Linked DNA regions of Homo sapiens: all the other regions are linked to region 3. A link is a loop called in an ENCODE intact Hi-C map of the cell type or tissue named here. Cell type or tissue: PC-3. All regions are shown on one strand. Region 1 overlaps LOC105378339 (a long non-coding RNA gene). Region 2 overlaps CTNNA3 (catenin alpha 3). Region 3 overlaps LINC01515 (long intergenic non-protein coding RNA 1515).

The links. A loop is a pair of places that touch in the nucleus more often than their neighbours do. Peaks named below come from ENCODE experiments on the same cell type or tissue, not always from the same donor. Only the 100,000 strongest peaks of a DNase experiment are listed, where the experiment ranks them.
Region 1: a loop joins it to region 3, with 2.8 times the contacts of the local background. A loop is called at or near these places in 2 of 110 quality-filtered maps.
Region 2: a loop joins it to region 3, with 4 times the contacts of the local background. A loop is called at or near these places in 2 of 110 quality-filtered maps.

The regions. Positions count from the first base shown.
Region 1 is chr10:65,856,494-65,864,493 of GRCh38, reverse strand. The region is part of intron 1 of LOC105378339 (a long non-coding RNA gene); the gene reads left to right. Among named protein-coding and RNA genes, the nearest start is that of CTNNA3-AS1, 220 kb to the left of the region's middle. RefSeq lists a cis regulatory region at 1,871 and an enhancer at 1,787-1,956. In PC-3, no CTCF peak of the experiment used is centred here; a DNase peak (open chromatin) is centred at 3,083; H3K27ac peaks cover 790 bases.
Region 2 is chr10:66,177,297-66,185,296 of GRCh38, reverse strand. All of the region lies in intron 13 of CTNNA3 (catenin alpha 3), which reads left to right. Among named protein-coding and RNA genes, the nearest start is that of CTNNA3-AS1, 100 kb to the right of the region's middle. In PC-3, a CTCF peak has its summit at 4,374 (motif pointing right); a DNase peak (open chromatin) is centred at 4,386.
Region 3 is chr10:65,748,308-65,756,307 of GRCh38, reverse strand. The region is part of intron 5 of LINC01515 (long intergenic non-protein coding RNA 1515); the gene reads right to left. All of the region lies in intron 5 of LOC105378339 (a long non-coding RNA gene), which reads left to right. Among named protein-coding and RNA genes, the nearest start is that of LINC01515, 180 kb to the right of the region's middle. In PC-3, no CTCF peak of the experiment used is centred here; DNase peaks (open chromatin) are centred at 2,567 and 4,907; H3K4me3 peaks cover 493 bases; H3K27ac peaks cover 1,994 bases.

The sequences.
Region 1 (8,000 bases), 110 kb before region 3:
CCTCTTAATTTCCACAATAAATTGCCTTAATTTTTAGCACCAGATGTTTGGGAAACTACATAGATTTTTTGATAAAATAAATCCCAGAACCAAATCAAGAGGCCTCTTCTCATTGAATACTTTTTTTTTTTTCACATCCCAGGCACTTTTCCTTTTTTCCTTGACCTTCTGTTATTGTAAGCATGTGCAATTCTGCCCATCATGGAAAAACCTTCACATTCTACCAGACTTTTAAGTGAAGAATATGTTTTTTTTGTCTCCTTTTACTTATTCTTTTTAGGCCTTGCCATCTGGTTTCCATTCCCAATTTTGTTTCCAATAATTTTTCTTCTCCAAATATATTCCTGTAGCTGAGTCTCTACTCACTCTCTTCTTACTCTGTTTTCTTACATTAATGTATTTTGATTATACCCTTTTCTTGACATCTTTTTTGAAAATGTTACCTGAATTTTTTCTTCTCCAATCTATTCTTATATTTTTTGAAAATTTTACTAATTTTAAATGTTTATTTTAAGAAATTTCTTAGTTCACCAATCTTTGCATTCCACTTCTATAGAAAAAAAATAGCCAAGCATAGTGATGTACACCTGTAGCCTCAGCTACTTGAGACTTTGAGGTGGAAGGATCACTTAAGCCCGGTGGGCTATGATTAAGCCCCACTGTGCTCCAACCTAAGCAACAGAGCGAGACCAGGTCTCTAAAATAAATAAATAAATAAATAAAATACGTTAATTAATAGAAAAAAGAAATGCGATTTTTCTTTCTTCACAAGAACAGGTTTCAGGAATTAACCACTTTTAGTCTCTCTTTGCATCTAATTAATTCAGTCTTCTCCTCTGGGAAATATATTTACTCTTATTATTGAACATCTTATATTTACACTAGGAGTTGGGGGGTCACTACATTAAGAAGACAGTGTGTGCCCATCTTTTTCTCCTTTGTGTTCCCTCTCCTGCCAGCAGTCATGAACTTGAAAAAGGTCTATGTCTAATCTTCTATGTCATTAGCTATAATATCTCTGTAGACTCAGTTCTTTCCACCAATGGTCATGCAGTTCTAAATGTAAGGAGTTCTAAATGTGGCCCCCACTTTGATCATTGAGCTAAGCTGCATTCTCCAATTTAACTTTATTAGAGGGCCTTATTCTTTCAGAGTAGTGAACTATTAGGAAACTGCCTGGCCAGTTAGTAATACTAACACATGAATCCTCAATTCATATCCAGCCAGGCCCAGTTGCTTGGGTCTACTCTTCATTGGTTATAAACCCAAGCAAGGCATAAATAATTCTTAGAATGACTTTTATACCTCCTCTCACCACGGCAAACTGTTAAGGAATTGGCAAGAAATCCTTATAAATAAGAACAGATACTGGATGGGTTTGATTGAAGTACTGTACAGGAAATCAAGCTTTGGGTACATCTGCTGAAACTGGCCAGGTGAGACACAGGTGGCACATTTGGTAGCTTCTCATACTGTGACCACAGATGTAATTATAGACCTGGATATTCTAGATGCCATATTGTCATAATATTTTGTTGTTGTTGTTGTTGTTAATTTCTAGGTAAGTCTTACCTCAAAACAACTTCACTATGCTTTTTAAAGCATAATTGGCAACTTGTCTTTTTCAGCATAGTTGACTGGAAGAGATCTTTTTTTTGTTTGTTTTGTACTCTTCCCTTTTATTATGTCCTTACCAGGATGCAGGCAATCATCCCCAATCACACATAGTCTAAATTTTATTGTTTATTTCATAAACTCTGATTATAGTCTATAGACCTGGGCTGTAGGTTAATTATACTGAATTAGTTAATCTCACTGACAAGCAGACAAAAATGAGTGGGGATCCTTATATGGAAATATGTCATTTTCTTGGATTGAGGTGGAAAAATATTTTTATGTAATTCTGTAATAACAAAGTCTGGGGAGAAAATTAAAAAGACTTAAACCTAGATCTTCTAGGTATCATATGTGTTTAGAGGAGAGTGAATGGTAACAGTTACAGTTCAAAATTATCTTCAGTCTAATTTTGAACATGGAAAAATGAAAGAAAAGTAAAATGGGACACATGTTGCCAGATGGAAGGAAGTGACTTCTTGAGAAAGATCAGATCTTAAAGATCAGACTGGCTATTTATCTATCTTTCTATCATCTGTCTGTCTATACAATAAAAAAGGAGATCTACTTTATACACAAAAGTGGAACTAAGAAGTAGAAGTAAGAAGAGGAGATAATTGAGCTATTATTGGTCAATTAGCCACTAGATGTTAAAAAAATCTAACAAAATATAAAAGAGAGGAACTCAGGTACCAAATTAATTAATGCCTCCAGAGGAGCTAAGACCCCAAGATCTATACAAGGAGTTCTCTCAAAGCTGTAAATCAGGAATTAATTATAAAAGCAATTGAGAAACAGCTTATAATGATGAATTCTGCTACAAGATGGTTCAACATGTGAACAAATTTGAATGAAGAAGACCTGGAAGATCAGGGTGTAATATTTTTATACTTATTAAATATGCCTTAAAGTAATAGAGTTTCTATAAGGGTATGGCCTAGGGAATTTAAATCAATTATAAATAAAGCACAGGGAGATGGAGAAAAAAAAAACAAAATCAAGTACTAATGCAAGAGAAGGTGATCAGAATTTGCTTGAATGGTGTAATCATGTGGCAGATTCAAAAATTCATTGTTTCTACATGTCTCACAAGAAGACTCTGCAAAACAAAATCTGAAGAACAGTATGGAAGGCAAGGGTTGTACTTGAAAGCTAGGAGGCAGGAGGGCTTCAGATTCCGTGAAAAGTACTATAATCATCCTCCCACAGGTTTTTCCTGCTCACTGTGCAGACAAAATTGGTTCACAGAGACCATGCCATTGCAGTAGAGAAAGAGTTTAATTAACCTGAGGCTGGCCACACAGGAGAATGGCAGTGATCACTCAAATCAATCTTCTCAAAGGCTCAAAGGTTAGGGTTCATATAGACAATTTGGTGGGCAGGGCAAGGGCCAGGTAATGAGTGCTTGCTGATTCATTGGAGATAAAATCACAGGGGTGTGAAAAACAGTCCTTGTGTTTTGAGTCAGCTGCTGAGTGAGGCCACAGGACCTGTTGAGTCATTAGTCATGAATCTGGGTAAGGTCAGTCTGTAAAACAAATCAAATCAAATCTTATGTTTTACAATAGTAATGTTATCTATAGGAGTAACTGAGGAAGTCACAAATGAGACAAAGCTTATAAGCAGAGATGCCAAATATTTACTACATAAAGGCAAAATGTTAAGTAAGTGGTTTTAAGTGTGTAGGATGAGAAGTAAAGGCAAAAGGGAATCTCAGAAGATGGGAAGCTAGAGGAGGGGGGATGTACACATTGTATATGTCTACATTTTGCAAGTAGATGCAAAAGATTTCAAATGCTGGCCTCTGAGAAGAGAGGGAGTGTGCTTATATGAAATTTCCTCTTCCTTCATTGTATAGAAAGCTTAATATCCCATTTAACTGGTTGATATAAAATGGCTAAAAATGAGAATAAAATTTCTTTATTTAACAATTCCTCTTTCTAGTTTCAAGACTCCACCAGAGCCCCTGATTGACAAAGATATTAGAAATGTTCATTGTACTTTATATTGAGTTCAGAGGTTATTTCATTTTTACTTTTGTTTGGTATTTATACTACTTTGGTGATCTAAGTGTCTTTCTTCTGGTTTGGTATGTGTCATTAATTTTGAAAACTTTCAACCAATATCTTTTAAAATGTGTTTTGCTGTCCTGTTTCTTTCTTCTTCTTCTGGATTTCACTTACAAATGAATGTAATGGTATTACAAATAAATGACACAACCCCACTGAAGGATGTAGAACCTACCGAAGTAACCTTGAAAATGGCATTTTTACTATATACTAAAAGACAAGACAAAAAGAACCATATGAAAATACTGTATTTTTTAGTAAATTAGTTTTTCACAGGGTAATATGGATACCTTGTGCCTCTTTGCTTTCATTTTAGTAGCTTTTAAATGTTCCTCCCCACTAATTGTCCAAACCAGTCTTCACCCCTCTGAACACAAACAAAAGTGTGCTAATTTTACTCAAAGTCATTCTGTTGTTAAAATATTCTCAGCCTGTTTTCCCTCCATGTCTTCCCTCCCTTTCAATGCAATTACCTTTTTTAGCTACAATTAGCTTCCAGGGAGCACCTACTATGTGGCAAGCATTCTGAGTACTTTACACAGACTCATATCCTCACATGCACATATGTAAGTATATTACATACACATGCACATACTCTCATAAACATATATTCATAATCACATTCACAATTATAATCACATACTTCGACTCAATCACATACTCATAAACATGGGCAGGAAAACATATACATGCTCAAATATATATGTATTCACATGATCACATACACAATAACATGTACATACACAATCACACACACATGTACAATCACAAGTACATACAAAATCACACAGCTATGTGAAATCATTTACTTATACAAAGTCACATACACAATCATATACAATACACATTACATCCTCTTAAAAATCCTATAAGTTTGGGTCCCATTATTATCATGTTCATTTTTCAAATGAGGAAATGAGGTACAAAAGTTGTATGAAATTATTCTGCTTGTAAGTGATACAGCCTATATTTGAAATGTGAGGAGTCTGACTCTAGAGTCCATGTTCTTAATCAAAATGTTATACGTTTTGGCACCGAAACATTTTCTTTGGTTTTTAATACTAGTAACTGTTTTCACTGTCCACTACTCTGTGTTTAGCCTGTAATAATTCATTGTCTGCATTATCTTTTTAACCATGTTGTTTTGTTCCAAGTTATGACCTTCTAGATGGCTCCAGGGGTCTAAATATAATTCCCTTTATAAATTTTCCTGCATTTGTAAAGAAAGTGTATTTTCTCCACTATTACAAATTCATATAAATTAATCTGAAGGTTAAATATTTTTTAAATTAATATTTTACAAATTTCTAAATATTAAATAACTATGTGTTCAAAAAAAAATTTGAAATATTTTATATAAAATATAAAGTATTCTAAGGCCAAGTAAATAAGGAAATACCTTGCAGATAATGAGAGTCCATTTTCTTCTTCCAGTGAAGGAGTTATAAACAAGGAAAGAAAAGGCTAGAAAGAATTCCATGGAGTTAATTTGGAATTAGAGTTGTCAGTATGAATTCTGACTTAAATATTGTAAACATAGGTAGATAAATATATAAATAGAGTTAGATATATGTGTATGTGCATATGTCTGTTCAGAAGGCTAAGAAAAAACCTACACTAGTAGTAGAAGTAAGAATATCTAGTGCAAAGATCTTATTTTCTAAATATTTTTGTCTAATAAAAAAAACTCCTGGGACATGGAAAATTCAAGTTGATCCTGGAATAACTTGTGGCAGCATAAAGTTAAGAAATGCTCCAAAAAGTGATGGCGGTATGTCAAGAGGCACAGCTTGAAGGGGCTCTCGATGGCCAAATATGACACAACATAAACAGCTGCATATCCATGATTTTATTCTAATATAAACAGAATAAAATAAATATTCATGATACTATTATCATATAAATAACTGAAATGGCCAATATGATGAAACCCTGTCTCTACCAAAAATACAAAAAAATTAGCTGGATGTGGTGGCATGCACCCGTAGTCCCAGCTACTCAGGAGGCTGAGGCAGAAGAATTGCTTGAACCCAGGAGATGAAGGCTGCAGTGAGCAGAGATCACACCACTGTACTCCAGCCCAGGCAACAGAGAAAGACTCTGCCTCAAAAAAAAAAAAAAGAAAAGAAAAAAGAAAGAAAAATGGTAACACTACCATGACGAAACCTGGCACACATTACCTTAGTAAAATGATTGAAGTTAACATCACCAATAATGATACAAATTGTTATCATGTACCTCCTGATATGATTTATTGGGATGATCACAACACAATCACTTTTGTGACCTTTTTGCTATCTCATGAAAGATGAAAAAAGATTAAAGAACAACCGAAGATTGAAGGAGACTACAGAGACATGACAACTAAATACAATGTAGGATCCTGGACCAACAATAAAAAACTTGACAAAACAGTTGAGGAAATTTGAATAAGATCTGCAGTTTAGTTAACTGAATTGAATCAACTTTATTGTCCTTATTTAGATAATTGCTCTGGAGTTATATAAGATCTTAACCTTTGAGGAAGCCAAATGAGGGGAAAATGGAGATTTTTGTGGAATTTTTGCAATATTTTTAAACTCTGAAATTATTTAAAATTAATGTTATTAATAAAAATACAAAAATCTAATAAATAGATATCTCTTTGTACTATTCTTTGCATCTAGAACCCATATCTAGAAACCAAAATAAAGGACAACAGGGGTTTGATACCAGAGAGACAGAGATTTATCAACATAGTCACTGAAATTACTTTTATATTCTTACATTTATTTTTCTCATATTTACTTTTTCTACCCTCTACTTAAGATTCCTTCAATGTCAGTGTTAATTTCATTCTAGAAATCATTCACCATCAAGAGTCTTGAATTTGTGAAGGTGTGATAAGCCCAATTGAAGTGTTGTAAACTGTTTACAATTAAAACTTGTTTTCAGAAAATGAAAGTAATAGTTTTTATGCATTGTTGTAACCTCTTTGACTAATTTTAGTCAGGCCTTTAGATGTTTTTTGTGGGCACAGGGAAATTTATGAATTTATGCTTCTGGCAGAATTAGTCATTATTTGATATTAGAGAAATAGCACCGACTTCTCCATTCCCAATGTTAACATGAGATATCTCTGAGAAGAAATTACAAACCTAAACATGAAGTGTTAGAGTTTTGGAAAAACAATGAAAGGGCCAGTGGCTACAAAGAGTAGAACATGCTGGGAAGAGGTTAAGGTTGATAGTGCAGGATATCGCAAATCACAAAAGGATTTAGCTCTATATCATAAGGACACTAGAGAGCTATTGGAGGGTTTTCAGCAGAAAAATCATAATATTAGATTTACGCATAGCTTTGGAAGTGCTGATGAAATAAAGGAAAGAAAAGCTTCCAGAAGTTGTGATTCACTGGAGTTCATTTGGAAGTTGTCGTGAGTCTTAGCATTTTAGAGGAAGACATTGGTGGCAGTCTCAACTCCCAGACAGAATTAAATTGGTTTCAACAGTCTAGAGACTAGGATACATTCTCTAGGAGAACTTCACATGGAGACCACCACCGCTGCAGATTTTAATTGTTTGCATGCTCAAAGGAGGTGAGCTCTTGAGAGAGTTCAATATTGCTTGTGAGTGAGTTCATCTGAATTGTCAATAGAAAACAATGGCTTCATCTATTCTGCTTTCCAAATCTTACCTGAGTACTTCTCAGTTGAAGGCTATAAATCAGGTAGAAGGCATGGAAGGAGATTCTACAAAATTTATTTCCAAGATTCTCTTCCTTGACGCACATGAGAGATGATAATGAAGTAAACATTAGTTAATGTTGCTATGTATGATCTATTTACTTATGGTGATATATTCTATCCATTATTTATTTAATGATGATTATAGTGACAACATATAATTTATTGAGATGATCACAACACACATATCAGAGTTTGATAAATACTGAGTGAAATTATCTGATTATGCAAAAACAAAAATTTCAGTGCGACTTACATGCACTTTATATTTACCCTCATAAAATTATTATGAAACGACAAGGGTCTTGGTTATTTTCCCCCAAACAGGTGGCTCTGTACAAGAAAGTCGATTGTACAGATGATGGAAATTTTTAAAAGGATGAAGAAAATAAGACTTTTTTTTTGGACAGAGTCTTGCCCTGTTGCCCAGGCTGGAGTGCATTGGTGTGATCTTGGCTCACCGCAACCTCCACCTCCCAGGTTCAAGAAATTCTCCTAACTCAACCTCCCCAGTAGCTGGGATTACAGGCATACACCACCACACCTGGCTAATTTTTGTATTTTTAGTAGAGACGGGGTTTCGCCATACTCGT
Region 2 (8,000 bases), 430 kb before region 3:
AGATTACTGTTGTCTCTGGTATTTACCATCCTCCAACTCTATCTACTAATTGTGTTATTCAAAAGTGATGTTTTTCTCTATTTATTTACCGAAATTGTTATTGCTATTGTAAATAAAAACCTCATTGTTTAGTACATTGTTTCTAACTTAGTAATCAACTAATTTAGAAGATTCAGTAGGAAAGATAGGAGAGGTCTTATATGTTATACCCAGTCAATAGCTATGCTAGTGGTGAGTGCTATGCACACAGTTGCATGGGACATGACAATAATTACTTCATTTAGAAAGTTTAGAGCAAGGCCGTACAAAAATACTCTTCCAGTGAATATTCAACAACAGTCTAATTCATGGCATAACAGTGTTGTTCTGCACATCAGATTTCTCTGAATACAAATATTAAAAGTAAAGAGATAAATAAAGGTGTATCTGGTGAACACTACCCATAATAATACTTATGTAGTTAGGACAAAATGCATTAGTAGGAATAAAGAGTATGAATGAAGAGAGTCAATACATAATGATAAGAGGTTTGATTTGACAGGATGATATAACAATTTTATATCTGTACTGATAAGCACAACATTGGCTAAAAGTATACAAAGGAAATACAGAATTAAAAGATTAAGCATTGTCACGTTGTTCCAATGAGAACAGTCTGAAATAATAGAGTCCAGGAAAAGACTTTCATATCTATGGAAACGTGATTTATAGTATAGAGTTAACGTTGCAAAACAATGACGAAAGATAGACTTCTTAATAAATGATGCTGAAAAAAATTGGTTATTTGTATAATAAAGGGATTTATCTCTTTCTTAGAACTGTACAACAGTAGATTCTAGATTATTTAACATTTTTAGGTTATAATATGGAACAATACCTATATTACCTCAGAGGCAGAGAAAGTTTTACTAAACAAAATATAAAATTGTATACCATAAAAATAAAATTTAGGTAAGTTTAACTACATTAAAGTTAAAATTTTCTCTTTTTTTGTTTTTGAGACAGAGTCTTGCTCTGCCACCCAAGCTGGAGATCAGTGGTGCAATCTTGGCTCACTGCAACCTCTGCCTCCCAGGTTCAAGTGATTTTCCTGCCTCAGCCTCCTGAGTAGCTGGGATTACAGGCGCCCACCCCCGCGCCCAGCTAATTTTTGTATTTTTTAATAGAGACAGGGTTTTGCCATGTTAGCCAGGCTGGTTTCGAACTCCTGACCTCAGGTGATCTGCCCAACACAAAGTGTTGGGATTACAGGCGTGAGCCGTAAAATTTTCTTTTATAAAAACCTCATACACAAAATACAAGTTATAAAGTGAGAAGATATTTGCAACATATAATTGATAAAGAGGTAGTATCTAGAATATATTAAAAAAACACCTTCAATTCAATAAGGTAAAAAGACAAGCAAACTGAGAGGAGGATTGGAAAAAGCCAAAAAATTGAATAGGCTTTTCATAGAAGATGAAACACAAATGGCAATCAATGATAAAAAGATAATTGGTATATAATTGGTATCAATAAAACCCACAAAAGATTCCTTTTACTACTAACCAAAAAGAAAAAAAGTCACAATGTCAAGTGTTTACCAACTATGTCAAAAATAAATCAACATTTAGGTAAAAACTCTCGAAAACTGCTGCATTTGTAAATCAAGAAATATGTACAAAAACATTCATAGAAACATTACTGAGAAAAGCCAAAGTGTTAACCCCAACCCAATGCCCATTGGCATAGTATAGGTTAATTTTTATTGATTTGTATAATTGAATAGTCCATAGCACTTAAAAAGTGGAAATTGATAAGCTACACTTATATTCAGCAGTATCCATAAATCTCAGAAAAAATATTAAATGTAAAAACAAGGCTCCAAATGATATATTCAATTTAATTCCATTATACAAAGTTATACCTTCACGATAGGTTGGATTTTATTGATTGAGGTAAGAGAAATGCATATCTCATACAGAGAAGGCAATGAATAAAAGGAGACAGAAGTTATATACATATATACAATATGGGAACACATGGGCATGGTGTGTCCACTGAACTTTATTTACAATAAAACTTTATTTACAAAAGAGATAGAGAGCCAGATTTGGCCCTTGGCTTATGTCTGTCCAAATCCTGTGCTAGGGCATGGACTGTCTAAAGGTTTGTTCTGTGCTGTTTTTCTTCCTGTGAGTAGTTTTTCTCCAGTTGATATAGTAGCCATTTTGTGATTTTGGAATATAAATCCCCTTTCTTGATGGATTTCTTCCCTCCTCTCCGAGGAAATGTGTGAAAAGTCCTCTGTGATAGTGAACACTCTGCTGGGTGAGGCCTCTGGAGCCAGACTCCCGAGTGAGAGTCCATTTCATCACAGTGTGGTTTAAAGAAAACGCACATTTAATGTTACGTTCACCTTCACGATTTTGACTCAGGGTAAGTTTGACACATAATAGAGTAAGTAATAAATAAATTTAAATTATTATAGACCATGGTTTCAGTCTTGTGACTGACTTTGTTGTTCACGAGGATGGACATTTTGCTTTCATTTTAGGATCTTAAATTATTTCTTTTAAAAAAAAATCATCTTTTTTTGGCATTAAGATCCTGGGAGTTTGGCCATGTTGTTAAAAAGTAGACAGATTGAGTGGAAAAAGAAAATTCCACACATTGGAATGCCGTATTTTGAAGTACATGGGTCTTGGCATAATCAGTCTTAGGAACCACATGAGATGTTCTTATTTAGAAATAAATGTATCCGGCCGGGCGCGGTGGCTCACGCCTGTAATCCCAGCACTTTGGGAGGCCGAGGCGGGCGGATCACGAGATCAGGAGATCGAGACCATCCTGGCTAACATGGTGAAACCCCGTCTCTACTAAAAATATTAAAAAATAGCTAGGCGTGGTGGCGGGCGCCTGTAGTCCCAGCTACTTGGGAGGCTGAGGCAGGAGAATGGCGTGAACCCGGGAGGCGGAGCTCGCAGTGAGCCAAGATCGCGCCACTGCACTCCAGCCTGGGCGATAGAGCGAGACTCCGTCTCAAAAAAAAAAAAAAAAAGAAATGTATCCACAAGCAAATGTATGAGCATTCTTACCTTAAATTGGAGATCATTCATGACTTTGAGGCTCCCATACTTGATTGTAAGAGATTATATTTACAAATTACAAATAAATGGGACCCCATAAAATCAAGGATTAAGTATGGAATGGGAATTGTTTTATTATTTGGCCTGTGTTTTACAAATACTTGTTAGGATATCAACAATACAGATTATTGGTTTGTGGATTATCATAGGACATTTTTACACAACATTAGCAATTGCAAAATTATCTATATTTCCAGTTTGAACAATATGATATCATCCTGTTATTTCAAGCAATAATAATAAGCCTAAGGGGAAAGTAACTGGATACAACAATAATGAAAACATGCCTAATGGTTTGGGGATTTTTAAAATATTATTTATTTAAATGGCTTTAATGTAACTGATTAGTATGTCAAAGAACTATAATTTGGAGGTAGATTTAATCTCTTCTTAAGCATACCAACTCAAAAACCAAATAAATAAAAATAACAATTGTAACACTGAAATGTGAATATTGTACACTTGTCTGATGAATTTAGCTTAGTAAATACTTCTCAGGGTGTGTTCAGTGTACTTAGCCACTGTGCAAATACCATTTGCAGGTATGTTAATGAGCTTTTTAATAATAATGGGGCTTTTACAAATATAAGCTTTCAGGTTAGCACTCTGGAAGGAACTGAGGGTGGGAGTGTGTAGCTTTGGACAAATAACTAAAAATTATGCCAAGAGAATGAGCATCAAAGGCCTAGCATTACCTGTCATTTCTATTAACAAAGAAAGCAATAATAATAATAGAGCCCCAAAAGTTATTGTATTATTTGAAGGTGAACAATGTTATGTTTTTGTATTTTAGAGTTTAAGTTCTGAAACTGTGTTACATTTTATTTAATAACTGACAATTCTGCAAATTGGCAGCACAAATCCAAGTACTGAAGAAAATTTTATTTCATGGTTTACATTAAGTAGAAAATATAAATGTGATTGAACTAAAAGATAATGAGGAGAAAACATAAATAAGTTAACACAACGGTTACTTTCTTTTAAATTTAGTGAAAGTTTATGAATATAAATTTCTCATTTTGAAGTCCACATAAGTCTAAATGACTTTTTACTTTGCTTTTGTACTCATAGTGTTTTGAGTCAGCACACTTACCTCTAAGTGATCCCTGAATATAAATTTTCTTACCATCAGTCAAATCCTCTTTGCCTTTTTATACTTGGACTAGAAATGGTCCATTTGGATGACCTAGTATTTTCATATGGTCTTTAATTTATGATCACAACTTGTATTTATGTAAGTGGCCACTAGATGGCAGACCTACCACTAAACAGAATTTAGGCCGGAAGTAAATTCTTCAAGTAATGAATTACACAGCAGAGTAGTGTTTCACTTCAAGCTTAGCTCAGATTCTCAGGCTAAGCACTCTCTATTGTTTTAGGGAGGCATGCTAATGAAGATGACGTAACATTTTTACATTCACTTAAGGTTTAATAGTTTACAAGTTTATGTAACTTCTCAGAATAATCTTTTCAGACTGATAAGCACTGCCATATTGCGGATGAAAACATGAGTTTCCCAGGGCGTATGGCAAAGGTTATTTCTTGTGAAAACTGCAAGGAGACAACTTTGAAGAATTTTGCTTCAGGGCTCCAGAATTTAATGACATTACTTTTTGAGATGTATTCTGGGAGAAATTGGTTTTGTATCTGATATATATTTTCTGCTTATGCCCTCTACCTTTATGTTTCCAAAAGAAGTTCAATCCCTCTAGGAGCCCGGAGAATCAATTAGAGCTACAAAACTCTTCCCTCCTCAATGATACTGACCTCTGACATCTTTATGTTCTCTTGCCCTTTGGATTTTGGAGCAGAATTATCTTTATCCAGCTTCCTACCATTTCATCTTTTGTATTCACTAAAACCTACTGTCACCATCACTTAGATTGCCTCTTGATTTCTGATGTTCAGCACTGGGCTCCAGCTCATTTTCGGCTTTTGAAAATAGGCCAGCAGTTTTCTAAAGAACTAACAGTGATCTTTTGCAGAAATTAGAAGTGTGTTTATGTATCTGTGTGCACACACACTTCCAGCCAAGCAAAGCGATATGAAATGATTCCTGATGCTGCTTTTATCTAATTGGCAGCATACAGCCATAATATGCCGCCATTAGGTCAGCATCTCTAGGGTTCAGAACTAACACTTTTAAGTTTTAAAAGCAAACTTAATTTTTTATAAATTTCTAAGATAGAAAAAAAGCAAAGCTGGCACATCTACTATTCAACCCATACTCTTTATTCAAATTACAAGTTTATACTCTAGCTATAAAATACCCTGACCACAGGATAAAATTTTTCATAATAGACAGATGGTGAATTTAGAAGTTGCCTCTCATATATAGAACATTGTATTGATGTGAACACAGGAATGAAACTGTATCTTAAAAATATTTTAGATTACAAGCATATTATATTTTGTCTTTCTTATTACCACAGCAGTATAAGTTTCCCGTAGAAAAACTTAAAAATTTAAATGAAAAATGGAAAAAAAATCTCAAAAACCTAGAAGAGCTTTCCTTTGTGATTGCCTTTATGGAGATCCTTTCAGAGCTTGCAAATTATTTATTTAGCCATTTATCTTTAAGTAGATCTATTTATTTTGAGATAACTATAGATTTATAGGCATTTATAAGAAATAATATGGAGAGACCCAACAATAAATAACACCTTGCAAAGCGATAGTACAGTATTCCAACCAGGGTGCTGATATTGATACAATTAAGATACAGGCGATTTTCATCACCATAAAGATTGCTCCTATTGACCCTTTATAGCCACATATACTTCCCTCCAACTCCCAACCCTTCCTCAACCAGTGTCAACCATTAAAGTATTCTCTCTACAATTTTTCATACAGTATATAGCCTTTTTGGATTGACTTTTTTTCACTCAACGTAAGTCTGGAGATTCATCCAGATTCTTGCATACGTTAGTAGGTTCGTTTTTTTAATTGCTAAGCGAGATTCCATGATATGGCTATACTGTAGTCTGTTTAATCATTCACTCATTAAAGCATATCAGGATGTCTTCCAGTTTGGGGCTATTATGAATTAAGCTATTATAAACATTAATATACAGGTTTTTGTGGTGAACATAGCTTTTATTTTCTCTGGGATAAATTCCCAGAAAGGCAATTGCTGATTATGTAATAGTTGCATGGTTAGTTTTTGTAATAAAGTGCCAAACTCTTTTCCAGGGTGGTTGTGTCATTTTACATTCCAATTAGCCATGTATGAGTGACACAGTTTCTGTGTCATCACTAACATTGGGTGTTGTCATTATTATTTATTTTAGCCATTCTGATAGGTATGTAATGATATTTCATGTGGCTTTAATTTATAACTTCCTAATGGCTAAAGATGGTGAGCAAATTTTTGTGTGCTTACTATTCATATATTCTCCTATAAATTATCTGCTCATGTATTTTATCCATTTTCCAACTGGATTTTTTTAATGTTAAGTGTTGAGAGGTCTTTATGTATTCTTGATACTAGTCCTTTGTTGATGTTGTGGTTTTTAAATATGTGCTCCAACTCTGTAGCTTGTTTTTTGAATCCTCTTAACAGAGTTCTTCACAGAGTAATATAATCTAATTTGGATGAAATCCAGTTTATCAATTTTTCCTTTTATGGTATATATTTCTGCTGTCAAGTTTAAGAACTCTTAAGGGGTGTGTGTATGTGTGTGTGTGTCTGTGTATGTACCTCTCTCTTTCTATATCTGTGTGTGTATATATATATATATATATATATATATATATATATATATATATACACTTTCAAGGTTTGTAGTTGTATGTTGTACTTAATAAACTATATCCCTATATATGTGTATACACATATATATGTGTCTGTAATATATACACATACATATACACTTTCATTTCAAGGTTTTTAATTGTATATTTTACTTAAGAAAAAAAATAGAGGAATGTATACCTAATCCATCTCTCTAGCAGAAGTCCTGCAAATTTGTTTTTATTTTACAAAAGAGAAGCTAATTTATATTTAGTTTTTCAAGTATGATGTCTTCATGCATAACTGGAAAAGTTGAAAAAAGGATTCAAAATCAGGTAAGAGTTTATAAAATAAAATTGTAGGATCTTTGCATTAATATACCCAGTATCATATCATTAAAAATAAAAAATGTTAGCTAGGCATAAACATTACTTCATTGAAATATGCCTGCCTTCTGGACATGATAAATGTTCATGAAAAAAGAAAACAAAATTATGAAAAGAAATATGCCTGCCTTAAACTAAATTTTACCAATAACCAAATTGAATATAGTTTAAAAAAGTAATAATCAAAAATGTTTCTTATTTAACAAATAGTTGGAATGTTTACATTATGCATAGATTTTTTAGTTACCCATCGATGTTCTAAAGGCACTTTTTATCAAAATGGCCTACTTCTGACTAGATTCTGGGTAAATCACAGAATATTTAAAACATGTATATAGGTACCCAGTAGAAATAATTCATATTCATATAAAATGCTCACTTACGTTTTGGTATGTTTAGTATAAAATAACTGCTACTGTTTGTAATTAGAACGGTAAAATTCTTCAGTCTAGGGCTGCCAATATGTTGCAAAGCTCATTTTTAAAAAATCATTAACAAAATCGCTTTTTATCGTTCGTCTAGAATTCAAAAAGGGAGATTATATTGGTCTCTTTTTTTTCAAAATTGTGATATTTTCTTCCCTGAAAAAAATAGATCCCTCCAAAAATGCAGTGTTGTTCTTGAAATAAAGAACAAAATTTTTAAAAATCTGGTGCATTTAGATGTATGTTTCTACTCATTTTTTGGACCTAGTGAATCAAAACTGATTATTTTCTTACTTTTTATGAAAATATCTTCTCTCATTTTTGCTTC
Region 3 (8,000 bases):
GGTTGCCAAGATCATTCAATGGGGAGATAATTGTCTTTTCAACAAATGGTGTTGGAACAAATAGGTATCAACATGCAAAAGAATGAACTTAGACCCTTACTTCAATTCACACACAAAAAGCAACTCACAATTGATATAAGGGGCAAATATAATAGCTAAAATCCTACAATTTTTAGAAGCAAACACCGTGGTGAATCTTCATAAATAGGACTTGATGACGGTTTCTTATAAATCACATCAAAAACACAAGTAAGGAAAAAAAGAGATATGTTGAGCTTTATGAAAATTATACTTTTTAGTGCATCAAAGAAAACTATAAACAAAGTGAAACAACAGCCTACATAATGGAAGAATGTATTTGCAAATTATATATCTGATAAGGGATTAGAACTCACAATATAAGCAGAACTCTTAAACTCAAGAAGAGCAAAAGCAATCAGAATTTAAAATGAACAAAGAATCCGAATAAACCTTTCTCCAAAGAATATTTAAAAGTTGCAAACAAGTACTTGAAAAGAAGCTCAATATTATTAGTCAGGGAAATACAAGTCAACACCACAATGGGATATCAATTCACACTGGTACAGATGACCATAATAAAAGAAAATAGGCCAGGTGCAGTGGCTCATGCCTGTAATCTCAAAACTTTGGGAGACCAAGGTGAGGGGATCACATGAGGTTGGTATTTTGAAACCAGCCTGGACAACGTAGCGAACACCTAGCTCTACAAAAAATTGAACAGTTAGCTGGGCATGGTGGGGTGCATGCCTGTAGTCTTAGCTACCGGGAAGACTGAAGGTGGAGGACTGCTTGAGCCCAGAAGTTCAAGGCAGCAGTTAGCCATGATTGTGTCACTGCACCCCAGCCTGGAAAAGAGAACGAGACCCTGTCTCTGAAATACATAAGTGAGTAAACAATGATATAACTAAATAATAAACTGAACCAAAATTTTAAAATGTTAACCAAAATTATGGAGATATTGGAAGACTTGTACATTGCTTGTGGGAATGTAAAATGGGACAGCCACTGTGGAAAATAGTTTGGCAGTTTCAAATGCCAAATATAGAATTACTATATAACTGTACAATACAACTCCTGGGTATATAAGCAAAAGAATTAACAAGTACTCAAACAAAAATTTTTACATGTGTTCATGGCTGCACTATTTCCAATAGCCAAAAGTGGAAAGCAACCCAAGTGTTAATCAACAGTAAATGGAAAAATAAAATGGAATTTGGCAATAAAGAGAGAAAAAGTACTCATACATACTACTACATGAATGAAGCTTGAAAGTATGCTACTTGAAAGTAGCCAGACAAAAAAGATCACATATTATATTGTTCCATTTGAAACAATATATTTCATATTGTTCCATATGAAATATCTGGAATAGGTTGATCAATAGAGACTAAAAACAAATCAGTGATTTCCAGGAGCTAGTGGGAGGGAGAAATGGAGAATGACTGGTTAGAGGATATGGAGTTTCCTTTTGTGCTGATGAAAATGTTCTTGAACTTAATAGTGTTCTAAGACAAGAAAAAGAAAATATGTACGCAAATATGAGGACAACTTATCAAAAAATTAGGAATTAATGTAAAACCTTTAAATCTGTCATTCATTGCTAGTAGTATTTTTAATGAGCTTAATCAGCTCACTTAGGTTATTCCCTAATACATTAGGGACTCTGGAAAAGAAATTACATAAAATACTTTCATTTTTGAAGATGTTTCTATATCTTATTCCTCCCCCTCTCCCAATTCTTACTTGCCCTAGCTATGCATCATCCTGAAATATGTTAAAAATCTGATAGTGTTAGTAAGAAATACTCTGGAAAGCTGCATCACTTCATATTCTTACTAATGACTTTCAGGTCAATTTGACTTATTGGACCATTCTAATTAGCATAGCTGTACAATCATGCATTGCTTAATGATGGGGATACTTTCTGAGAAATGCATCCTTAGGCGATTTCATCACTGTGCAAATATCACAGAGTATACTTATGCAAACCTAGATGGCATAACCTACTACACATCTAGGCTATATAATAGAGCCTATCGCTCCTAGGCTTCAAACCTGTAGAACATGTTACTGTACTAAATATGGCAGGCAATCATAACATAATTGTAAGTATGTATGTAAACATATCTAAACACAGAAAAGGGACATAGAAATATGGTATTTGAATCTGATGGGACCACTGTCATACATGCTGTCCATTTTCAATTGAAATGTCAACATGGGACATATGACTGTATTCTCTGGCCATTTGAGTTTTCCAGAACAAAAACTTGCTTGAAGTTCTCCTAGTCACCTGAAATAGTTACTGCACTGTACCTAAGCAAGTAGGTAATTTTGTATGAACCATTTGTTCTAGTTCTACTGTAACAGCAAGTTTCCTTCAAATGAATTAAAATGTGTCTAGGTATCTTCTGGAGATAACAATTTTGTTTTCTACTCATATTATGAGTCTGTCCTTTATATGCATAATGAAATTCAGAAAATGTTTACTTGACAGATCAGTTCCTGGCAGGTTTTATGAATTATAAATATGTGTGAGTTATGATTCATAGAAATGCAAGCCCAGAAACATTCTAGGTAGATCTGAAGCTCTGAGAAATCCTGATGATAAATAATCTAAAGCAGTAAAACCGTAGAAGAGTGTTCTTTAACTGGATTGAAGTGATCCACTTAATAAAATAACTGAGCCATCTCAATAACACAGTGAAACATGGGTAGCATTTGTAAATACCAAATTTTCTGTTATTTGGTTTCAAATTGGAAATACTAAAACTTGGGCAAAACCACAGCTTCTTGTACTGTAAACTCAGCACACAGCTTCTCCTTTCCTCAATTCCCAGCTTTTGGTTTCGTTAAATTCTTGGTGACCTACTTATCACCAGCAAACTGAATCTTTATTTCCTTGCCTATGAAAGAATTCCAGGAGAGAAAGGTAAATAATCTTGCAAAACATTGACAAGGGTTATCATCATGCTTACTGCAACCTTAGACTTTATCGGTTTAACTCCAACAGCTCTTATTTACACCAGGTCTTTTTCTACCTTTAGGTCTGTGTGCAGACATTTTAAGAAAATAAGTCCTTTAGAGGTGTCTAGACTTGAGGCTGATGATCCTTCATAAGACATTTTTAAAACCCGGAGAAAGTCACAAAAGATCCCTGGCTTATTGATTTTAGCCCAAGAAGCTGCTGAGGTTTGGCTTCATCATATAACTTGCCAGTGGCATGATGAAAATTGCGAAAAACATATAAAATAGTTTTAAAATTAGTTAAAAATAAGTTACTGTTGGTTATCTAAAGTAGTTGCACTGTACTTAAGCAGATTCTGATGTATTTTATTTTAATCAGTGTTCTTTCAGGAAAATGCCAAGACTTTAAAATTATATTCTTATTAGAAGCTCTTAAATGTAGGTTTGTTTTTAAATCTGAAAATATTTTGTAGTTGTTAGTATTCTTGAGTGTCTGAACTGTTGTTCTCAACATTTACAGTTATTCTGATCTCCTTGTTCTAAATCCCTTATTAGCAATGTTTGTAGAATAGAAATGAACTAGAATTCATATCACATGCAAGGATCCTCACAAAATAAAGCATGCTGTATTAATGAGTTTATATAAGATTGTCCTTGAAAAGTAGCTTATACAATAGTTTTTATATTTTTCTTGTAGCAAAATAAAGTTTGCTACAAATAAATATTTTGGAAATTACTAGCCAGAGGCAATGCCTGCCATCAAATAGCCCAAATAAGAAGAGTTTCATGCTTGTACATAGGTGTGGGTTTGTATTGTGTATGTGACATGTTGCATTATTGTACAGATGGTATGTCATTATGTATTATTGACTAAAGGAGTCTACATATAGTTTTAAAAGAACTATCTCCTGATAATTCTAGCTGCAATAAAAGAAAGAAAAAAATTGATTTTCAGAAACATATAGTTGAGATATGACTAGCATTTTCTGAGGATGTCATCATATTTTTATTTAAAATGTTGTCAAATAAAGGATTTAAATATTCAATAGACAAAAGTCTACCATTCCACTAAAATTACAATTCTTCTTTTAAATTGTGGTAACAGAATGTTGCCAGATATCTGTGTGGCCAATTCAGTGATTCCTACCAGTGGTTCTCAAACTTTTGCATGTGTCAAAATAACCTGGAGTTTTGTTAAAACATGTATTGCTTGGCCCCACACCCAGAAATTCTGAATTACTAAGTCTGGGGTGAGGCTTGAGAATGTTCTGACAACTTTCTAGATGATCCTGATGCCTGGTTCAGGGAACATACTTTGAAAACCACAGATCAATTCTGAAACAGAAATCATCAATAATCTTGTGCTAAAACAGAAATTCGAGAACAAAGAAAAATTACAATTTTTTTGTAAGGAAAACAGTCAAAAACATATCCAAACACATTCATATGATTGCATAACATACACAATCACAAACACATTTTTTTAATCAGGTAAACTGTTGAGTGTTAGTCAATATATTACAGCTCCTTGTAGAAAGTTAAAAGATATAAAAATAATAAAACACCTGTATCTTCACTATTTTATGTATGAACATATATGTATCTAGCTACCAATCTAGCTAGCTAGCTACCAGTCACCTACAGTCATGCAACACATGAAGGTGTTTCAGTTAACAATGGACAGCGTATATGACAGTGGTTCCATAGGATTATAATATTTTATTTCTACTGTGTGTTTTCCATGTTTAGATATGTTTGGATACTACAAATACTATTTTGTTACAATTGCCTACAGTGTGAAGTAGAGTAACATGCTGTACAGGTTTGCAGCCTAGAAGTAATAGGTTATACCACATAGCCTAGGTGTGTAGGAGGCCATACCATCTAGGCTTGTGTAAGTGCACTCTGTGATGTTTACCCAGTGATGAAATCACCTAAGGACATATTTCTCAGAAAGTAACCTCATTGTTAAGTGACACATGATTCTATTTAGAGTCATTTTTTATTATTCATGGTAGTTAGGAAATATAAAGTTGCTGCAAACACTGAATTTGCAAATACTAAACCATTGTTCCTAAGGGAAACACAGGGTTAGGGCCCTGAGAGCTCTGGTTATATTTTCATATAACCAGATTTTATATTTATTTTCAACTGATTCATAAATGGCCTTATTTTATGTGTGTTTCTATTTGAAGACATCTTTTAAAATACATAATGTTGGCCAGTCACGGTGGCCCACACCTGTAATCCCAGCACTTTGGGAGGCCAAGATGGGTGGATCACAAGGTCAAGAGTTCAAGACCAGCCTGGCCAATAAGGCAAAACCCCAGGTCTACTAAAAATACAAAAATTAGCCAGGTGTGGTGGCAGGTGCCTGTAGTTCCGGGTACTCAGGAGGCTGAGGCATGAGAATCACTTGAACCCGGGAAGCAGAGGTTGCAATGAGCCGAGATCGTGCCACTGCATTCCAGCCTGGATGACAGAGCGAGACTCTGTCTCAAAAAAAAAAAAAAATTATATATATATATATGTATATATATATATATATGTATATATGTATATATATATATATGTATATATATATATATATGTATATATGTATATATATATATATGTATATATATATATGTAGAGAGAGAGAGAGTTCATTAATATTGAACTGATGGCCAACGGCACTATGTGTCACACCTGAATGAATCTTATCTATCTAACAAACATATACTCTCTACTAGGCACATCTCAGCCTTCCACTTCAACACTATGTTTGTGGGTCATTCTAAACAACCAAATCACCAAAGTATAAAAATGTAATAGGTATGGCACTAAGTAGAATTCCAAAAGGACACTTGTTTATAGTGTAAGAACTAAAACAAGAAGGCAGAGCATCTCCTGGTTTGACCTCAGTAGGCAACCTGTACTTTGGGTAATACATTTTTGCCAATCTGCACATGTCCATCAATGACTGTGAAAGTGCAGCAAGTATTAATTTTGTTTTCACAAAAAAATTTTAGTGAGTAGGAAAATCTTCAAAAATGGGCTTGGCAAATAATGAGGATATAGATATTTGGATAGACAGTGAGAGAGATAGAAATATATATATTATATACATTCAGGTATATATATATGAGACATATATGTGTGTGTGTGTGTGTGTGTGTGTGAACTAGGAAATGTATGAACTTGGAAATTTGCGAACAACATACCTGGTTTTATTGTGACCTCATCACTGATGAGTTTTAAAAAATGTCTATTTTGGTAGATTATCCATTTTTTTTCTCATTAAGTCTAAACATCTTTCTCTTATTGCTTTCTACATTCTAGGCATTCATTTTCTTCCCACGAACCTTGTTTTTTCATTTGTTTCTGGTTTTATCATCACATGTGGCCCTTATTTACAAGATACATTCTAATATCTACTCTGATATTATATTAGTAGCATTCATATACCTAGCATTTTTTTCTCATTTTACTACTTATTTTGAATTATGTTTATGGCATTTGTGACATATTATAGATTATAGTTTATACAGTCAAATCTATTGATTCTTTTAAAAACCATTACATCAAGTTTTTTCATTAAAAATCATTTAAATATTTATCAATATTTTCTTTTGGTATGTAAATATATTTTCTATTTACATTTAATTTTTTTATCTGGAATAATTTCATATATGTTATGAGATAAGTCACTGATTTGCATTTTGTTCCTAAATAAAGACCCTCCCCCAGCTGTCTTCTCAATACCAGGTCTTCCTATGCTCTGGAATGTTTCCCTAATTTCAGTTTTCTCTTTCTTCTATCCCCCCCATCTTTTTCCCTCTACATATTAATTTATGCAGCATTTATGCAGACTCAAGTAAAATCCATGTTTTGAAAAAACTTCTGTCTCACATATTTTTAATACATCTTTTACTGCCTTATCTGTTTCTTCTTCTTTAGAAACTCTTTGACATATTTAATGGTTCATTTGTTCATTGTCTTCAGTTTCTCATCTCCACCGTATTCTCAAGACACCTCTTTGGCTTCAAATCTAGTTATTCTACTAAAAGCTTCTATTGAAAAGTAATTGTAAGACAACTTTTACTAGATTTCAGCACCATTTGATTAAAAAAAAATCTTGAGCCATCTTTCTCTGGCTTCTACAATGGCATAATCTCAATGTCTTCCTTCACCTCTCTGACAACTCCTTATCAGTCTGATTTGCTTGTTCTTTCTTTGAGTAATCATCAGATGTTTGAGATTCTATATACTCTAAGTAATTATCTTTTCTCAGTCTTTATATCCCCCAGTGAACCAACTGACTCCAGCAATTTCCACCATCAACCGTATTCTGACAACTTTGAATTTTTAACACCAACTGTAAACAATTTTTGAGTTTCAGATTCACTATTAAATTGCATACTACACACTTCAAACTTAATATATTTGAAATAAATGACACGTTATATTACTCAAATGTTTTTCTATTCCAATATTATCTATCTCATGAGAGCTGCCATCATTTACATAGTTGCTCCATCCAGAAATATGTAAGTCCTTTTCTTTCACCAACTACTTATAGTAGGTCACTGAGTTGTGTCAATTAAAATTCTCAGATATACAATTATTGTCAACTAAAAATACAAATTTTAGGCCAGGTGCAGTGGCTCACGCCTGTAATCCCCGCACTTTGGGAAGCCAAGGCAGGTGAATCACTTGAGGTCAAGAGTTCAAGGCCAGCCTGGCCAATATGGTGAAACCCCGTATCTACTAAAAATACAAAAATTAGCTGGGCATGGTGGAGTGTGCCTGTAATACCAGCTACTCGGGAGGCTGAGGAAGGAGAATCACTTGAACCCGGGAGGCAGAGGTTGCAGTGAGCTGAGATAGTGCCACTGCATTCCAGCCTGGGTCACAGAGCGAGTCACTGCCTCAAAAAAAATTAATTTTTAAAAATTTTAATAATTCTCAAATCAACTTCTTCAATCATCAATGATCTCACACTAGTTTCATTCAGTATAATTACTCATGCA